Linked DNA regions of Homo sapiens: region 1 is linked to region 2. The links are chromatin loops, found by intact Hi-C in ENCODE. Cell type or tissue: Calu3. All regions are shown on one strand. Links, peaks and the distances in the headings refer to the core of each region. The heading gives the core; the rest is flanking DNA.

Region 1 (4,413 bases), core at 271-4,270, 220 kb after region 2:
ATGTTTCATTAAGCGAGAGATACTGCCTATCACTTTAAATGCACACCTCTTACAGGAAAGATCAACATTTAGTAAAGCAATGAAGAAATATCTAATCAGCCTTATCAATAATGAATTTTCTTTTCAGACCAGTACACAGCTTTCCTATTCCAGGGCCCCAGTGAAAGTCATATGCTATGAACTCCACTTGATACACAGTTTTAGCAACTAAAATGAGTGTCTATTGGTACATTAGACAACCTCATTACAAGGGCCATTTCTCAAAGAGCTAGGATGTCAACAAGGAATTGAAGATGGGCCATGAGCAGGCTGACTAAACTATGTCTTTGCATAATTCTTTGGTTAATGATTCCAGTATACAATCTGTTTTGAAGAAGATACCAGTTTTAGGAAAAATTGTGATACAAAACAAATTGCCTTTAGTATTTGTCTGATGTCTCATTTCAGCTACTCTTTTTTTCAGATACTTTACTCTCTCATTTTGGCTATTGAATCTGAAGCAATGCTCTATTCTCAGGACGTCTCCTTTTCTTCTATTTCCCCTTCCTTCTTCATTCCCCACAAAATGTGTCCCTTATGTGTCTCCTTTCCAAAGATCCTTGATCTCTGCTAGGGGGCAGGAACAAGTTTGAGTTTGGTTGCCTGCTTATTAATGCATTATATACTACTTCTTCTTGGAATTTTATTATTTCTCCTCTTTGTTGAATACAATAATGTAACTTTTAACTAAAATAAATGTTCTTTAATGGTAGAAACATTAAGCAGCTGTCAGGCCCATTGTGGTGATGGCAGTGATGAATAGGATTTGTGGGAGGTACTTCTGGAATGAGGGCAAGCTTGATATACACACTCAAATATTCCGGTTTAGTAAGACTTGCATGAGTCCCAGGAATCTGTATTTTCCTAAGGTATCCAGGTGATTGTCACATGCAATTGGGTTTGGAAAGCACTGCTTTGTATTAGTGCTACTTAACTATTAATGTACATAAAAATTACCAGGGAATCTTCTTAAAATGCAGATTTTCATGAAAGAGGACTAGGGTGGAATTCTGCATTTCAAACAAATTTCCAGCTGATGCTGAAGCTGCTGGCCCAGAATTCACATTTTAAGTAACAAAGATCTGGAACATTAATATTTTGAAAATATCAATATTGAGGTTGATCAATGTTGACATAACACATATTTTTAAAAGCAAAAATGCCTGAGCATTGATTTTTTTTTTTCTGAGTTTGCCAAATGATTTTAATGTAAAACTGGGCTCAACATCGTGACTTTTTTTTTTTTTTTTTGAGACGGAGTCTCACTCTGTCGCCCAGGCTGGAGTGCAGTGGTGCGATCTTGGCTCACTGCAACCTCCGCCTCCCAGATTCAAGCAATTCTCCTGCCTCAGCTTCCCGTGTAGCTTGGACTACAGGTGCCGGCTACCACATACGGCTAATTTTTAGTAGAGACGGGATTTCACCATTTTGGTCAGGCTGGTCTCGAACTCTGACCTCAGGTGATCCATCCGCCTCAGCCTTCCAAAGTGCTGGGATTACACGCGTGAACCACCACGCAGGGCTAACATCATGGCTTTATATAGTTATTACCTCTTCCCCTGTTTGAAGAAGCAGATGTTGCTGTGAAATATCTGTAAATTGCACCTGAACATTTCCAAGGTAAGACAGGTCAAAGTTGTGTAATAATTAAGAGTAGGGGTTCCAGTTTCATTGAACTGGATTTGGGTCTTGTTTTCACTTTTTATTAATTGTATATCTTTGTGCATATTAATTCATACTAATAAGCACCAAAACAGGAATAAGAATACTCAAAGATTTATCTAGAATAAGGGAAATAATGCATATAAAATGTAATAAACCCTTAATAAATGAGAGCTATTTTTTGATATTACACTTGGTGCATACTAAGTTTTTTCATTGAAGAGCCCCAAATGCCAGAGGAAATTAATATACGTTCCTTGGGGAATGAAGATCTGTGGTCCTCTACAAGAGTTACAGTTCTTAGAAATCTCTTGTTTCACTTTTAAAAACATCATTCCAGTATTGAATTGTATCTCACAGTGTATATGCACATTTATCACAAAAATAAATTAAATATATGTATTACCCCAAAATGTTAAGAAAAATTGATGTAGCACGGAACTATTGCATAATTGTTCTATAGTTCTACAAATTCCTTTTGCAGTATTGAGTAACACGTTATTACCCTGATGGTGCGGTGGAGGCAGTAAGCTCAGACTGCTGCCATTCTTTATTGTGTGACTCACCCACCACAAGGGGAGAATGTGGATGAATTTGACCTACCCCTCAGCTGTCAGTCACAGCTGTTTTGACCAAGTATATGCAACTTAACCAGGCCTGCCAATTTGTATGTTACATGTTTCCAGAAATTTTACTCACATGTGAACAATATGGAATTTTCTAGACTAATCAGATTCTCAGTCACATATTTCAGCTTGAAAATACCTTATCAATCAGTAATTTGCTTGTAGTGCATTAAAAGGTTAGTAAGAAGATGCTGAAACTGAGAAGAAGTAAAAAACATTAAAGTGTAATTAATCGGAGAAAGAAGCTGGCTCAAAGATTCAGAAAAATTTCCTCAATAAAGTAGAATCTCTGAGCTCTAATAACATTGAGGACCAATTCCTAGTTTCCATGAGAAAGCAACACTAGCCTGTGGCAAAATTTTGATGTTATTAAACATTACACTTTGAGTCCCAGACTCTAGTTATGTCCCCTTTCCTCAAATGGAGATCCCTTGTAAAATTCTAGTAATTTTAAGTAAATAAACATTAACTTAGGGTTTACTATGCACCAGTCACTGAATTAAATGCTGTGGAGCAAATACGACACAATTTTTCTTTTAGAGGTTTTATTCTGATAGTATAGAGTCATATTCACAAAGTATATGGTCTATTCATATATGTTTATGTGTGTATGTAGATATACAACTGTGATTTCTTCCATGAAGGGAAAGCAGGGAGCAAGCTAAAGGAGGTGCTTGGGAAGACATACATAAGTGAAATATCAAAAGAATTACATGATTTAGAGGCCAATGAATGCACCTGGCAATTCCCAAACATTGCCACCACTAGTCATTCTTTTATGACTAAGGCAGGGTTTCCAGAGGATCACTGCTAACATGTAAATCTGTTCTATAAATAACATTAAAATTTTGTTTAAAACACTCTTTAGAAAAAAAGTAAATAGATTTTAAGACAGTCAGCTTTGATTGTAGATGAAGAATCAGTGAAGAGTATGCAGATGAAGTTGGATTAGGTCCCAGTGTGTTGTTTTGGTGATGTGCTCTGGTTATCAATGGGAAATATGAAAACACCATGAGCTTGGAGAGATAATAATTATTTTGCAATTTTGCATGAGTTCTGTCTACAAGTTACTCAGCATGTGCTTCAATGTATTTAGTATGAATCACATGGGGGGAGGTTTGAAGTTCAAATAAATTCATTCATTCATTAAACAAATATGTATTCATAGCCTACTATATATGAGGCAATATAGTAGGTGCTTACTCTGTGAATTATATAGACAAATGGATCTAATATTCTAGTTGGGGAGACAGAAAATAAGTATAGTAAGTCAGTAAAGCATATACTATGTTAGATAGCAATAAGTGCAAAAGAAAGAAAATTAAGCAGGCCAATATATAAATATATAAATATAAATATGAAATATTTGGAGACAAAATATTTGATGGCTTAGGGAATTTTTATTGAGAAAGACAATTGAATAAAATAAATGAAGAAAGTGAGGAAGCTAACCATCTGGGGAATAAAAAGAGCATACTAGACAGAATGCAAAATGATTACAAAGGGCTTCAACTCCTTGGCCTCTCTTCTGGAATCAATATATTTTTCCAGTGATTTATTTAACTGTCTTTTATTGCACAAATACCATGCTGTTTTAATTACAATAACTTTTTAATAGTACTTGAAATTCATTCTTCAAGATTATGTTGGCTATTCTTGGCACTCTGCATTTCATACAAAGTTTAGTTTCAGTTTGTTATATACTACAGAAACACATGCTGCTATATTGGTGGAGATTGAATCAAGTCTATTGGTTAATTTATGATTAATTGACATATTTACAACACTGAAGCTTCCAATTTATGAGCATTAGATCTTCCCCATTTATTTTTCTTTTTAAATTTATTACAATAACAAGGTATAATTTTGTGTATATAAAAATTTACATCTTTTATTAGATTTATTCCTAGTTTTTGTTTAAAGATAATTTTAATGAAATCACATTTTCCAGTTTTTAAGGGTCTGTAAACAAACAAATAAATGAACAAAAGCACACACATTATTTTACATTTAGATATACATTACAACTGTCTTACAATAAAAATTTTTTTGTGGTGAAAATGTTTAAAACTTTTTCTCAGCAGTT
Region 2 (4,413 bases), core at 199-4,198:
CTGCTCCTGTGCCTTTATTCCCTATTAGCTATTAAGTTCTTGAGGACAGGGAAAATAAATTCAAACATTTCATAAATAACTAAGTTTATACATTTTGATTTTTTTCACAGTGGGTTTTATTTTAGACTTTTTATAAACAAGAAAATAAAATGAAATACTTAGAACCTCTTCTGATTTTCTGATTTTCACCACAAGAGGGAACCATCAGAATTTATATCACAGAGGACAAAAAAAAAAAAAAAAAAAAATTGAAGCCAAGGCTGTGAGAATTGAGACAATTTTCAATAGTACTCAAGTAAATAAATACTGAATAAAAATTTATTATGTATTTCTTGGAACAGAAAAAGGGACTTGAACTTTCGGTGTTCTAGGCCTGTATCTCCTGTTTTAAATTAACACCATGTTTGTTTTTCAGGGGATATTTTGTAGGACAGATCAATATAGTTTTATATAAAATGTTTAAAGTAAATATTGAGTGTTTCAAAAAGTAAAACACACTTATTGTCAGTCTCACCAGAAGGATCTTCATAGTTACTGTTTTTAAACTTTTTTTTATTATTCTGACATCTAAAACAGAAAATCCTTAAAACTTTCTCACAAAATGGGACCCTATGAATTATCACCAATTTTCTTAGTTTAGGAAAATCCAGAAAAGCTAAAAAGCTGCCTCTTCCAAATGTTTAGAAAGTGAAATGCCTTTTTATAACTTTAATGAAGGCATTATTAATTTGAATGGTCCAATCAGATCATATCAACTGATATTTATTTCTTTCCTTTTTTTAACCATTGAACAAGTAATTATTGAATGCTTATCAATTGCAAGGCACTACTTTTAAAAGACACAGAAAGATAAATACCAGATGATCTCACTCATATATGTAATCTTAAAAAGTTAATCTCAGGGAAGTACGGTAGAATGGTGGTTACAGAGGCTAGGGTGGTTAGGAGGAAGGGGAGGTAGGGGAGATGTTGGTCGGAAGATAGGAAGAATATATTCAAGAGATCTATTGTACAACAAGGCGACTATATTTAACCATAATATACTGTATTCTTGACAAACGCTAAGGGAGTACATGTTAAGTGTTCTCATCACAAAAATGAGAGCAATGTGAGGTAATACATTACTAGCTAGATTTAACCATTAGTCAACTTATGTAAGCTTCAAAACATCATGTTGTACATGATAAATATATACAGTTTTATCAAAAGGAAAAAAATGAATTAAATAATATAAAGGCACAAAGAAATAACTTACCATTCTAGAATTCCTTGGATTCCTGACCTTCTGCTAGTTCTGCTTTGCCATTCCTCATCTTTGGGAAATACTCATTTTGTGCATATATACCTGGACCTCTCAAAGTTGCTCAAAAATGTCACAAAGCTTATATCTTTGTTCCATTACAAACGCATGCCATTTAAAATATAATAGCATTTTTTGCAAAGAAATAAGACTTTTTAATAATAAAGTCCATAAGCTGATGACATGAGGGCCAGATTTGACCTACAGACTTTCAAATTTTGGATTTTTTGCCTAACAGTCCGAATGTTCTAGTTTTCCTAAAAAAGAAAATTCTGGCAGCACTGAGTTTCTAATTAATTAATGACAACAGTTGGCAGGAGTTGAAAAGTCATTGTAACCTTTAGATAGAACATTGTCTTTCTAATATTTCAGTTCCAAGAAATATCTACTGGATGATACTTGAGTCACTTAGCTCATTTTTATGACTATTCTGGCCATTGTAAGCTGTTTACTGTTCTCTAGTTTATATGTTGTCTCAGTATACCATCAGTGGCCAGTCCTCTCAAGATGATAACTCAGCACTCTTAACCAATGACCAATATCTTTTTTAGGAAATGAAGGTGAGATATCTAAAATAGGCAAATTCATAGAGACAGACAGTAGATTAGAGGTCACCAGGGGCTGCGGGTAGATGATGGTAGTGAGGAGTTATTACTTAATGGTTATGAGTTTCTGTTTTGGGTGGAATAAATGTTTTGGAAACAGATAGTAGTTATGGTTGCAAAATGTTGTGAAAGTAATTAATGCCAAAAACTGTACAATTAAATATGGTTAAATTGACAAAGTTTATGTAATGTATATTTAAATACAATAAAGAAATCATCTCTGACCAACAGCAAAAGAAAACTAGGTATGAGCTCATATTGCTTCTTTCTTGTGCACCTCTGTGTTCAATTGTCCTTTTCTCTTTTTTGTCCATTTTACAGATAGTGCGGCAGATCTCACCAAAACTAGAGGCTGCTCAAATTGTGGTAGATCCCATCCATACAAGTATCCTCCTTGCTGCTCCCATGTAACCTAAAGGCAGCTCTCACCAACCTAAGGGGTGGCACAGGCAAGAACAGAAACACATATCAAAGTCAGAACAGGTTAAACCCGCAATCCTTTGTTAGTTCTCTCATCAATAATAGACTTCTTAAGATCAGTAAGTTCTACCCATGATTGAACTTCTGGTACCCTTAATGGCCAGCTAAAAGATAATGCCTCTCTAAAACTATTTCCTCTGTATTATTAACTCCCTATGACACTGCACACACCCTTACCTCAGCTCTTTTCAACACTACCACTGGCCTTCATCCCTACCATTCTACTGTTCCTTTGTGAACAAATCTCTTTACATTCTAAATTCTTATCACAGAATAATTTCTCTTCCTTTGCTTTAAAAAACATTGTTCTTTCACAGGATAAATAAAAATATTCCCTAGTGGATGCTATCTTTAATTTCACCATTCATATGGAATTGGACTGTGATGTGGAGATGGGATTCTCTTCACGTTTCAATAATTATTCTTTCCCTTTTATGTAAGAAACATCTCTTATCTTGATGTTTATACCACTTGATGATGTCAGTGCTATGCCCCTTTTTATAGTGCCTTGTTTGGAATGTAGAGGGTGGAGTAAAAGGAGATGTTAAAGATAAACTCTTCTATTTACTTTATCTTAAAGAATGGGTTACCATTATTTATCTAACCACTCACTTATGAAGATCTGATGTGATACCTTCTTTTCCCTTACTTTTATGTAATTCAATTAATTGCAAAGTAAAGGTTTTTTTTTTTTTTACCACTAAAGGTACATGTTGAATCCTATGACTTTTTCTATCATATCAGGAAATTTGTAATAATGCCACCATGATGCATTGCTTCTAATACAGAGTCCTTATATTTTTATCAATGTCTCTAATCTCAATTTATTCTATTTAACTATATACTGTATTCTTTCTCTTTAACTCAAAATATGTTTAACTCTATTCTAACTTTAGAATTATTTCACTTCATCCTTATGTTGTCTTTTTATTCACAGATTCAACAGATATTATTGATCATCAACTATAATCTAGGCACGGTGACAAAAACTAAGCTTGATATCTTTATCTCTTTTCTTGTTTTTCTTATCTGATACCTAGATTTGTATTTTATTCATTTTTTAACCTTTCATTTTTACACATATTGTCTTATTAATACACTCATTTGTTTCAATTATTGTCTTTAGGTATGTGACTCCATATCTATACGCAGCTCTTCTCTTGAGTTTCATGCTGTCATTTCAAAGTCCCTGCTTAATAACCTGCTTGGATAGTCTCAGAGAAACTTCAAGTAAAATATGTAGTCTGAATCAGGTTGATTGCCTGATAAAACAAATAATAATTTCCTAGATTCCAAATAATTTTAAAATGTTGGAACTATCAGACCAAAACTTTTACTTATTTATTTATTTATTTTTTTGCAGATTGACGAGGTAGACATTTATTTCTAGCAATTATCTGAGAATGTATAGGGTAGTGACAAGATATTCATTTACTTGTAGCAATTACCCTACATTTGTTGGCTGAAATAACTTTATATACTTAAAATTTTTTTCTCTATGTTTATTGTTCTTAAAAATTGCATTGAATTTAACTAACTGGAATGTCAAATTGTTGATGATACACCTCAGAGGATAAGCATTGTTGAGGTTGGAATAGGCATGAATCAAGAATTAATTCTAGTCCCTAATTTCCATGCAGCATAGAACTTATAGTTCATTGAATTCATTATAAATTAGTTTCAGTTTCTCCTAACACTGTTGATTTTATTTTGTGATGGAACTCTTATAATATGTAAATTATTATCATGATTTTGAGTATATTTTCTTTATGAAACTTTTATTTATTTCTACTTTTATTTTCTTCTACTTTTATTTTGGGTTCTTGGGGGTACATGTGCAGGTTTGTTACATGGGTAAATTTTGCGTTGCTGAGGCTTAGTGTATGAATGATCCTGTTACCTAGATAGTAAGCGTAGTATATAATACGTTGCCTTCCAGCCCACACTCTTCTCCCACTCTCCCCTCTCAAGTAGTCTCCAGTGTTTATTGTTCCCATATTTGTGTCCACGTGTATTGTGGTATTCGGT

What was found. Peaks named below come from ENCODE experiments on the same cell type or tissue, not always from the same donor. Only the 100,000 strongest peaks of a DNase experiment are listed, where the experiment ranks them.
Region 1: it touches region 2 in a loop (3-fold over the local background); 1 of 110 quality-filtered maps calls a loop at or near these places.

What each region holds. Positions count from the first base shown.
Region 1 is chrX:81,706,446-81,710,858 of GRCh38, forward strand. No RefSeq gene overlaps it. Among named protein-coding and RNA genes, the nearest start is that of SH3BGRL, 510 kb to the left of the region's middle. In Calu3, for the core only: no CTCF peak of the experiment used is centred there; a DNase peak (open chromatin) is centred at 2,256.
Region 2 is chrX:81,489,990-81,494,402 of GRCh38, forward strand. All of the region lies in intron 3 of LOC105373285 (a long non-coding RNA gene), which reads left to right. Among named protein-coding and RNA genes, the nearest start is that of SH3BGRL, 290 kb to the left of the region's middle. In Calu3, for the core only: no CTCF peak of the experiment used is centred there; no DNase peak of the experiment used is centred there.